Linked DNA regions of Homo sapiens: region 2 is linked to region 1. A link is a contact called in ENCODE Hi-C or POLR2A ChIA-PET data. All regions are on one chromosome and are shown on one strand. Each heading gives the region's core, a stretch centred on a gene start or an enhancer-like site at or near the end of the contact. The rest is flanking DNA. Distances are from core to core; before and after follow the strand shown.

Region 1 (3,856 bases), core at 533-3,032:
TTGAATTTAATCTCTAATGTAGTGTCCAGTTCTAAGAGATTAGATATAACTTAGCATATTTGAGAAATGAGATAGTGCATTAATTGAATATGCTGATTGAAAGAGGATTATGTGGTATGATGATGAGATTATCAGGTTTCAAGGAATCAGTGTATAATTCAGTGTACTTCACGCTCCAGAAGGGAATTAATTTTTCAGTGGATATTCAGAAGGCATTCAGAACATACAAACAATAACCAAAACAAAACAAAGCAATACATTTCAGCACAAAATTGTCTGGAAGGCTGTGTACAAAACCGTATAGAAAAAGGAGGTTAACTACTGCATGTTCACACTTATAAGGGGGAGCTGATTGGTGAGAACACATGGATGCATGGCAGGGAACAACACACACTGGACACCTGTTGGGGGATGGGGGAGGGAGAGCATCAGGAAGAACAGCTAATGGATGCTGGGCTTAACACCTGGGTGATGGGATGACCTGTGCAGTAAGCCACCATGGCACATGTTTACCTATGTAACAAACCTGCACATCCTGCACATGTACCCCGGAACTTAAAATTGAAAGAAAAAAAAAGTGGGTTAGGCATAGTGGCTCCCAAGGAGCTTGTATTCTAGTAGAACATCAATTATTAACAAACAGGGCTGCATGATTTTTTTAGCACTTTAAACTTTAGTTTTACTTGGATTCTGGACAAAAGGAGTTTTGTCTGTATCTGTAATGCATCAAATTAATTGAATCTCCATACTTACATTTTGCTTCCTTCAGTCTCCATTGAAGTCAATTTTAGCTCTTAATTACCTATGTCAGGCAGGGCAAGCCAGTTTAAGATCTAATATGTGCACAGGTCACACACGGACAGGGAATAAAATCCTCATATGGATAAAGGAGATGAGGAAACAGTCTGTTTTATTAAGTAATTTACCGTAAGCCATGTGGATGCAGAAACAGCCCCAAACTAATCCCTAGTCCATTTTTTCTGATTCTTGTCTTCAGACTTTAATAGATACATAGGAGAGGAAAATAATATTGTTTTAGGTAAAATTACAGGACAAAGCAAACAAAATGCTGGAAATAACTGGGAGTCAACTGTTACCTGGAATGGAAGGTAATAATCTGAAAATTCAAATTGTGTTGACAGGGACTTTCCTCTCTACAAAGGTAGCTGGCAGTTTTCGGCCAATGACATAATGGGATGTTAACGCCTTTGGCCAGTGACTCTATGCAGAGAACCAACAATTTTATGCTTGTGTTTCTATTATAAATGATCACACCTTATGCAAAACCATTCTTATCATTTAACAGAAAAGGACGACACTTAATTTAGAATAGAGAAAAAATGGCACGGGCAGGGCCTGATGAGAATGGAAAATGTAATATAGCTTGGGCCCAGGAAAGCCCTCAGAGAACATCTTTCCCCACTTTGCACAGTGAGAGAATTAGACCCCTTTTTTACATTCATCATTGTTTCACAATTTGTACTTTGCCGACTTCCCCAATTATTGATCTTAAAATGTTAATTTTAATTTTCAAAATTATTTGAGGACATTCAACTGGTGTGTGTCTATAACTCCACCTATGTGGAGCATTGGGGAAATAAAATATAGCGGCTGGACCAGACTTACAAGGTACTATAAAGTCCACCTAGAGGAAAGCTTCTTCAAATATCATTACCAAAAGTCCACATGAGACATGTTTTTAAACCCCTCCCTATTACCACGTCAGAGGGTGGGGATGGCTCCAACGCCTTCAAGTCTCACAGGTCTGTGCACCTCTGCTCACGCTGCAGGGTCTTCCAGGCACTTAATGCAAACTATTTTGTTCAACTCTGAAACATTATGATTTTGGTAGTTGTATAGCAAATTTACAGTTTAAGAAACTGAGGCATTAAGAAGTAGTTTAAGACAGATTAAGAAGTAGTTTAAAATCATACAGAATTGAAGTGTTAGAAGAAAAACTTTAGACAGACTAAATTTAGCAGAGTCTAACTGAGAAAAGGATGACTCATAAACAAGCCATCCCTCAGAATCAGAACGGTTTCAGAGAATTCAAAGCAGCAATTTGGTCAGACAGCATTTATGGACAGAAAATGGAAATGAGGTACAGAAAACAGAAGTGAGGTACAGAGACAGCTCTATTGGTTGCAGCCTGGCGTTTGCCGATTTGAACAGGGTTTCAACAGTTGGCTGCCTGCAACTAACAGAAGTGCAGCAGCTGCTACTCAGCTATTTATTACAAAAGTGTACTCCTAAGTTAGCCTTAGCTCCTAAGTTAGGCTTATTCATAAAATAATTTTGCAATTAAAACTCTCAGAATAAAATGAGCAATTTATAAATTTGGCCCCAGGATGCCTCTGTACCTGAGTGCTTATGTAACAAACTGCAACCTAAGTTAGGCTTTCAGTAGTTGACGTACTAAGTTAAATTGCAGTTTGTTACATAAGGAGTCAGGTACAGAGGCATCTGGGGCCAAATTTATAAACTGTTCACTTTATTCTGGGTGTTTTTTGTTTGTTTGTTTTTAAAGTCTCGCTTTGTCACCCAGCCTGGAGTGCAGTGGCATGATCTCAGCTCACTGCAACCTCTGCCTCCCGGGTTCGAGCAATTTTTCCACCTCAGCCTCCTGAGTAGCTGGGATTACAGGCACCCACCATCATGCCCGACTAATTTTTGTATTTCTGTAGAGACGGGGTTTCACCATGTTGGCCAGGCTGGTCTTGAACTCCTGACCTCTGGTGATCCACCCGCTTCGGCCTCCCAAAGTGCTGGGATTATAGACTTGAGCCACCACACCCAGCCTATCTGGGAGTTTTAATTGCAAAATTATTTTATTATTGGTCTGTAAACTGAAAAAAATACAGGTAGAAGCAGGTAGGGATTCAATTACTGTTTTACTCAGACTGACACACATCATGGAATGATTCCTCCTTAAAGAAGAGCAACCTCTATTCTGAGTCCATGAAACCCCCACCTCACCTAAGGATGACCCTGAGCCTCACAGCAACCCTGGGATGCTCATGGTTTCTAAACTCCAATGGAGCTGTTCTTAGAGATGACATTATTGGTTCCATTTTGATTCTTTCATTGTGTTTTGTCCACTCTATTTAACAGCTTCTTTAAAAGTGAATGGACCTTCCCAGCCCATCCTCGTCAGAGTGGGAGAAGATATACAGCTAACCTGTTACCTGTCCCCCAAGGCGAATGCACAGAGCATGGAGGTGAGGTGGGACCGATCCCACCGTTACCCTGCTGTGCATGTGTATATGGATGGGGACCATGTGGCTGGAGAGCAGATGGCAGAGTACAGAGGGAGGACTGTACTGGTGAGTGACGCCATTGACGAGGGCAGACTGACCCTGCAGATACTCAGTGCCAGACCTTCGGACGACGGGCAGTACCGCTGCCTTTTTGAAAAAGATGATGTCTACCAGGAGGCCAGTTTGGATCTGAAGGTGGTAAGTAAGAATTCTAGATAGATATTTTGTATTCAATACCTGCTCCTGCCACTTTAATATGCTAGTTCCTGGACAATTTCTCTGACATTTGAAATTTTCTTAATGCTTATTCATCATCAAATTTATATCAAATCCTCCAGTGTGTGAAACTGTCATAGTTACTTAAAATCCACAAACTCAAATGGATGAAATTTAATTATTTGGGCATATAACTTGTATCTTTTCCAGTATCTTCAAAAATTGACCATATCTTTAAGGAAATCTGAGTATCTTACTACATATTTTACAAAAGGCTCATTGTTTCACAGTGTGTTATTAGAATTCTGAGAAATGCAATAAAATTCTAGAAACTGTAATCATCTGAAGACTAAACTGGATCCACTGTGTAAACCAAAATTATA
Region 2 (3,856 bases), core at 389-2,888, 210 kb after region 1:
CCCAGTCCCGCCGCCTGGAGGAGCAGAGGGCCACCTTCTACACCCCCCAAAACCCCTCAAGCCTAGCCCCTGCCCCACTCCGTCCTCTCGAGGACAGAGAACAGCTTTACAGCACTATCCTCAGTCACCAGGTAAGACATCCCCCCAGGAGGCAAACCCAGGCCTCCTGGTCTCTTGGCCCCTGTTCTCTTTGGGGCTCTACTCCTGTTTCTCCCTAGGCACCCCATCGCCTTCACAGGTTTCCTATATGCCTCCCCATACCAACCCTTGATCCTCTCAAGAACCTCCTCCTCTCAGACCCTCACCAAAGCTCTCCCTCTCCCTCCACTCCTCCAGTGCCAGCGGATGGAAGCCCAGCGGTCAGAGCCTCCCCTCCCTCCAGGGGGGCAAGAGCTCCTGGAGTTGCTGCTGAGAGTTCAGGGTGGGGGTCGAATGGAGGAGCAAAGGTCCCGGCCCCCCACACACACCTGCTGAGACTTGAGCCCCAACCAGCCCTTCCTTGCCACTGGTCTCAAAGCTGGGCAGCCCATTGCATGCCCTCAACTCTTGCTTGGCAGGGGTACCAGAGACTGAAAGACACGGCACAAATCTCAATATTCATCTCCCACATCACCTTCCCTGGGAACTGGACAGGGTGAAAGTCCTCAAACTCTGGGAACAGGCGAGATGGAACAGGGATTTAACTCCCCGCCCACAGGTCCATGGGAGCTTGAGGCAGTAAGGGGGATCCCAGGCACCCATCTCAAGGAGTGGCTGGGAGTCTTTTCCCTAACTTGTGGGGACACCACCAGTTGTCAAGCTACTAGGCAGTAGGGTCTGAGGGCTCAGGCCTCCACCTGAGAGGTTATAACCTGAGAGACAGCTCTACCCTTCCTCCCAGTAAGAAGGGAAGGTGGGTGGGCACCTGAGAGATTAAGACTATTCTCCCAGTCCCACTACCAGCACCCCCGATCCCTGAGACTGAGGGGTTTACGGGCTGTGAATGGACCTTCAGCCCTGCCCACCCTCCCTCCCCACTGCTGCTGAGTCTGTCTGATGTTTTGGTTGTGTGAATAAATATAATTCCCCTCTGGACTGCAGACTGGTATCTGGGGGGCCCAGGCGGGGTGAAAGGTAGGAAGGTGAGGCCAGAGGCCTTTTCTCTCCCCAGTCTGGCCAGAGGCCAGCTCCCCTCCCCGGCTGGTTAATTACTGGCTCATTAAGCAGCGGCTGGAGACCTCCCTAATTATCTCCCCCAGCCCCCCTCTTCGGTTTTAATTAAGTAGAACAGGGAGGGGAGTCATTAGAACAAGAAATATGAACTGAGCTGCCGGTGAACCCAGGCATTCCAGCGGCCTGAGTCCACATCGCTTAGATCCCTGATTCAGGACCCAGGTGACAGACGCCCCCAGCCGCCAACACAGCCCCACTCCTAGGCCGCGGAAGTCCAGCCAGGGGGCTTTCCCATATCTTTCAGATGGCCCGTCTCCTCCCCTCATCCCCTCTTCCCTCTCCCCTCCTCCACTAGGTCTCAGTTCCTCTGTTTCTGTGTCTCTCTCTCCGCCCCCAGCTCCTCCCTGTTCCTCCTCTCTTCTCCCCTCCTCTTCCTCTCCGGCTCCCCTCCCCCAGCCTCCCTCCCTCGCTCCCCCCCCTTCTCCCTCCTCCCTCCTCCCTCTCTCTCACACACACCCCCGCTTGGGCCTCCTCTCTCTCTCCGGCTCCATTTTCTCCGCCGCCGGGGGCCGGGGTCTCCTGTGGGGGGCCCAGCCGGTATCCCAGGTCTCCCTTCAGTGCCGGGGTGAACCCCCGGGGGAGCCGGGAGCCGGGGGCAGACGGGCGGGGGTTGGGGCGGAGGGAGCAGCGGCCCCAGCGAGTTTGGGGGGAGAAGTAACCAGGCGGGGGGAGGGGCGGAGCAGGGAGGGGGCCTCAGGGCCCCCCCCCAGCTATGGACGAACGGCTACTGGGGCCGCCCCCTCCAGGCGGGGGCCGGGGGGGCCTGGGATTGGTGAGTGGGGAGCCTGGGGGCCCTGGCGAGCCTCCCGGTGGCGGAGACCCCGGTGGGGGTAGCGGGGGGGTCCCGGGAGGCCGAGGGAAGCAAGACATCGGGGACATTCTGCAGCAGATAATGACCATCACCGACCAGAGCCTGGACGAGGCCCAGGCCAAGTGAGTGCCCCCACTCCGGGACCCCACACAGACCCAGCAAACCCCGTTCACATGTTCTGAATCTTCTGGGAGCCCCCCCCAACTCCAGGGCCCTCTCCAGGATCCAACAGCTCTCTTCTCTCCTTATTCCTGGGAGCCCATAGAAAAGTGATCCCTCTCAAACCTCCCTTCACCCCCAGGCCCTGAAACCTTCACAGAGGGAACCCCCGGTGGCCCGGCTCCCCACTCCTAACCTTTTGCCGACCCCTGCAGTCTCCTGGAACAGCCCCATCCCCGGGAGCCCCCTCTGGCTCCCAGACTAAGAAACTGTTCTTGGGCTACGTTATCTTCTCCCCTAACTCTCCACCCAGCCCCCTCATTCTCTCCAGATGTGGAGACCTCCACACCCTCTCCAGAGCCCCTAAAGCTCCTCTCCACTGCTCAGCCAGACACTAGGTGCATCAAAGCCTCCCACCTGCTCAGCCCCAGGACCCCTTCACACACCCTACACTGATCTCCCCAGTTAGCTCGGCACCCCCAGCCCCACTCTGCCACCTCAAACTCTGACTCTTCTCAACCCCAGCCTCTGTCTCTCTCCCTCTGAAACCTACCAAGTCACTTTCCTTTCTCCATCCACTCCCAGATTCCTCCTCCTACCTTTCTAGACCATCTCCCAAAGCCCGCAGCCTTTAACCTGCTGCCTGCATCTTCCCTGTGTCTCCCTGAAGCTGAGGAGCTTCCCCATGCTCTGGGAGCTGATCTTTTCCCAAGAACTCCTCATTCCACCCCCAACTCATTCCACCCCCAATCCGCTTCCTCCCTCCGCAGACTGACCCTCCTCCCTCCTTGTTCTCAGGCCCCCTGCTCTGTTTCTCTAGCTCCTCAACTTTTCTCTTTCCCCACTCCCACTCCTCCCAAGGAAACACGCCCTAAACTGCCACCGAATGAAGCCTGCTCTCTTTAGCGTCCTGTGTGAAATCAAGGAGAAAACTGGTATGTGGGCCCCCCCCGGATTGCTCAACTCTGGGAACAGAACCCTGTTCATTATAGGGCTAGAGTGTGACAACTTGGGGCCCTGAGGAAAGTAAGGAGTCAGGGGGACTGGGGAAGGAACCAAAGCCTGGGAACTTGGCTCTCCAGGAAGCACCAGGAGGACTGAGCACTGGGTATTGGGGTCTCTGGGTCCCTAAGTCCACTCGCCTGCATGCTAGGCCTCAGCATTCGGAGCTCCCAGGAGGAGGAGCCGGTGGACCCACAGCTGATGCGCTTGGACAACATGCTTCTGGCAGAGGGTGTGGCTGGGCCCGAGAAAGGGGGCGGCTCAGCAGCAGCAGCTGCAGCCGCTGCAGCCTCTGGTGGTGGTGTGTCCCCTGACAACTCCATCGAACACTCGGACTATCGCAGCAAACTTGCCCAGATCCGTCACATATACCACTCGGAGCTGGAGAAGTATGAGCAGGTAAGGAGAGGAGGCTTGGGTGGGTGGAGGGAAGGGCTCTTGCAGGGGAATCCCATGGTCAAAGGGCTCCTCCTCACCAGCCCACTGGCCCCCACTACAGGCATGTAATGAGTTCACGACCCATGTCATGAACCTGCTGAGGGAGCAGAGCCGCACCAGGCCCGTGGCCCCCAAAGAGATGGAACGCATGGTGAGCATCATCCATCGAAAGTTCAGCGCCATCCAGATGCAGCTGAAGCAGAGCACCTGCGAGGCTGTGATGATCCTGCGCTC

The links. A loop is a pair of places that touch in the nucleus more often than their neighbours do. ChIA-PET counts read pairs that join two places held with the same protein, here RNA polymerase II (POLR2A). Pooled maps may share reads with other maps.
Region 2: a loop to region 1 is called in a pooled map, with 2.6 times the contacts of the local background. The contact joins the promoter of PBX2 here to the enhancer-like site in region 1. A Hi-C loop is called at or near these places in 2 of 37 single-sample maps with no recorded cell type and 4 of 50 pooled maps. POLR2A ChIA-PET finds 5 or more read pairs at or near these places in 1 of 52 experiments (CD8-positive, alpha-beta memory T cell).

The regions. Positions count from the first base shown.
Region 1 is chr6:32,395,642-32,399,497 of GRCh38, reverse strand. BTNL2 (butyrophilin like 2) reads left to right here. Exons shown (of 8, transcript NM_001304561.2): 5 at 3,112-3,459. The region is part of intron 2 of TSBP1-AS1 (TSBP1 and BTNL2 antisense RNA 1); the gene reads right to left. Among named protein-coding and RNA genes, the nearest start is that of HCG23, 7.1 kb to the right of the region's middle. Within about 2 kb of position 1,782, at least 2 of the 41 ENCODE cell types and tissues checked have a DNase peak (open chromatin) inside an H3K27ac peak, as active enhancers do.
Region 2 is chr6:32,187,984-32,191,839 of GRCh38, reverse strand. It overlaps PBX2 (PBX homeobox 2), which reads left to right and starts at 1,638. Exons shown (of 9, transcript NM_002586.5): 1 at 1,638-2,145; 2 at 3,044-3,117; 3 at 3,336-3,583; 4 at 3,684-3,856. The coding sequence starts at 1,925. GPSM3 (G protein signaling modulator 3) reads left to right here. Exons shown (of 4, transcript NM_001276501.2): 3 at 1-131; 4 at 337-1,074. The coding sequence ends at 474. RefSeq lists a silencer at 718-896 and enhancers at 1,283-1,851, 3,004-3,560.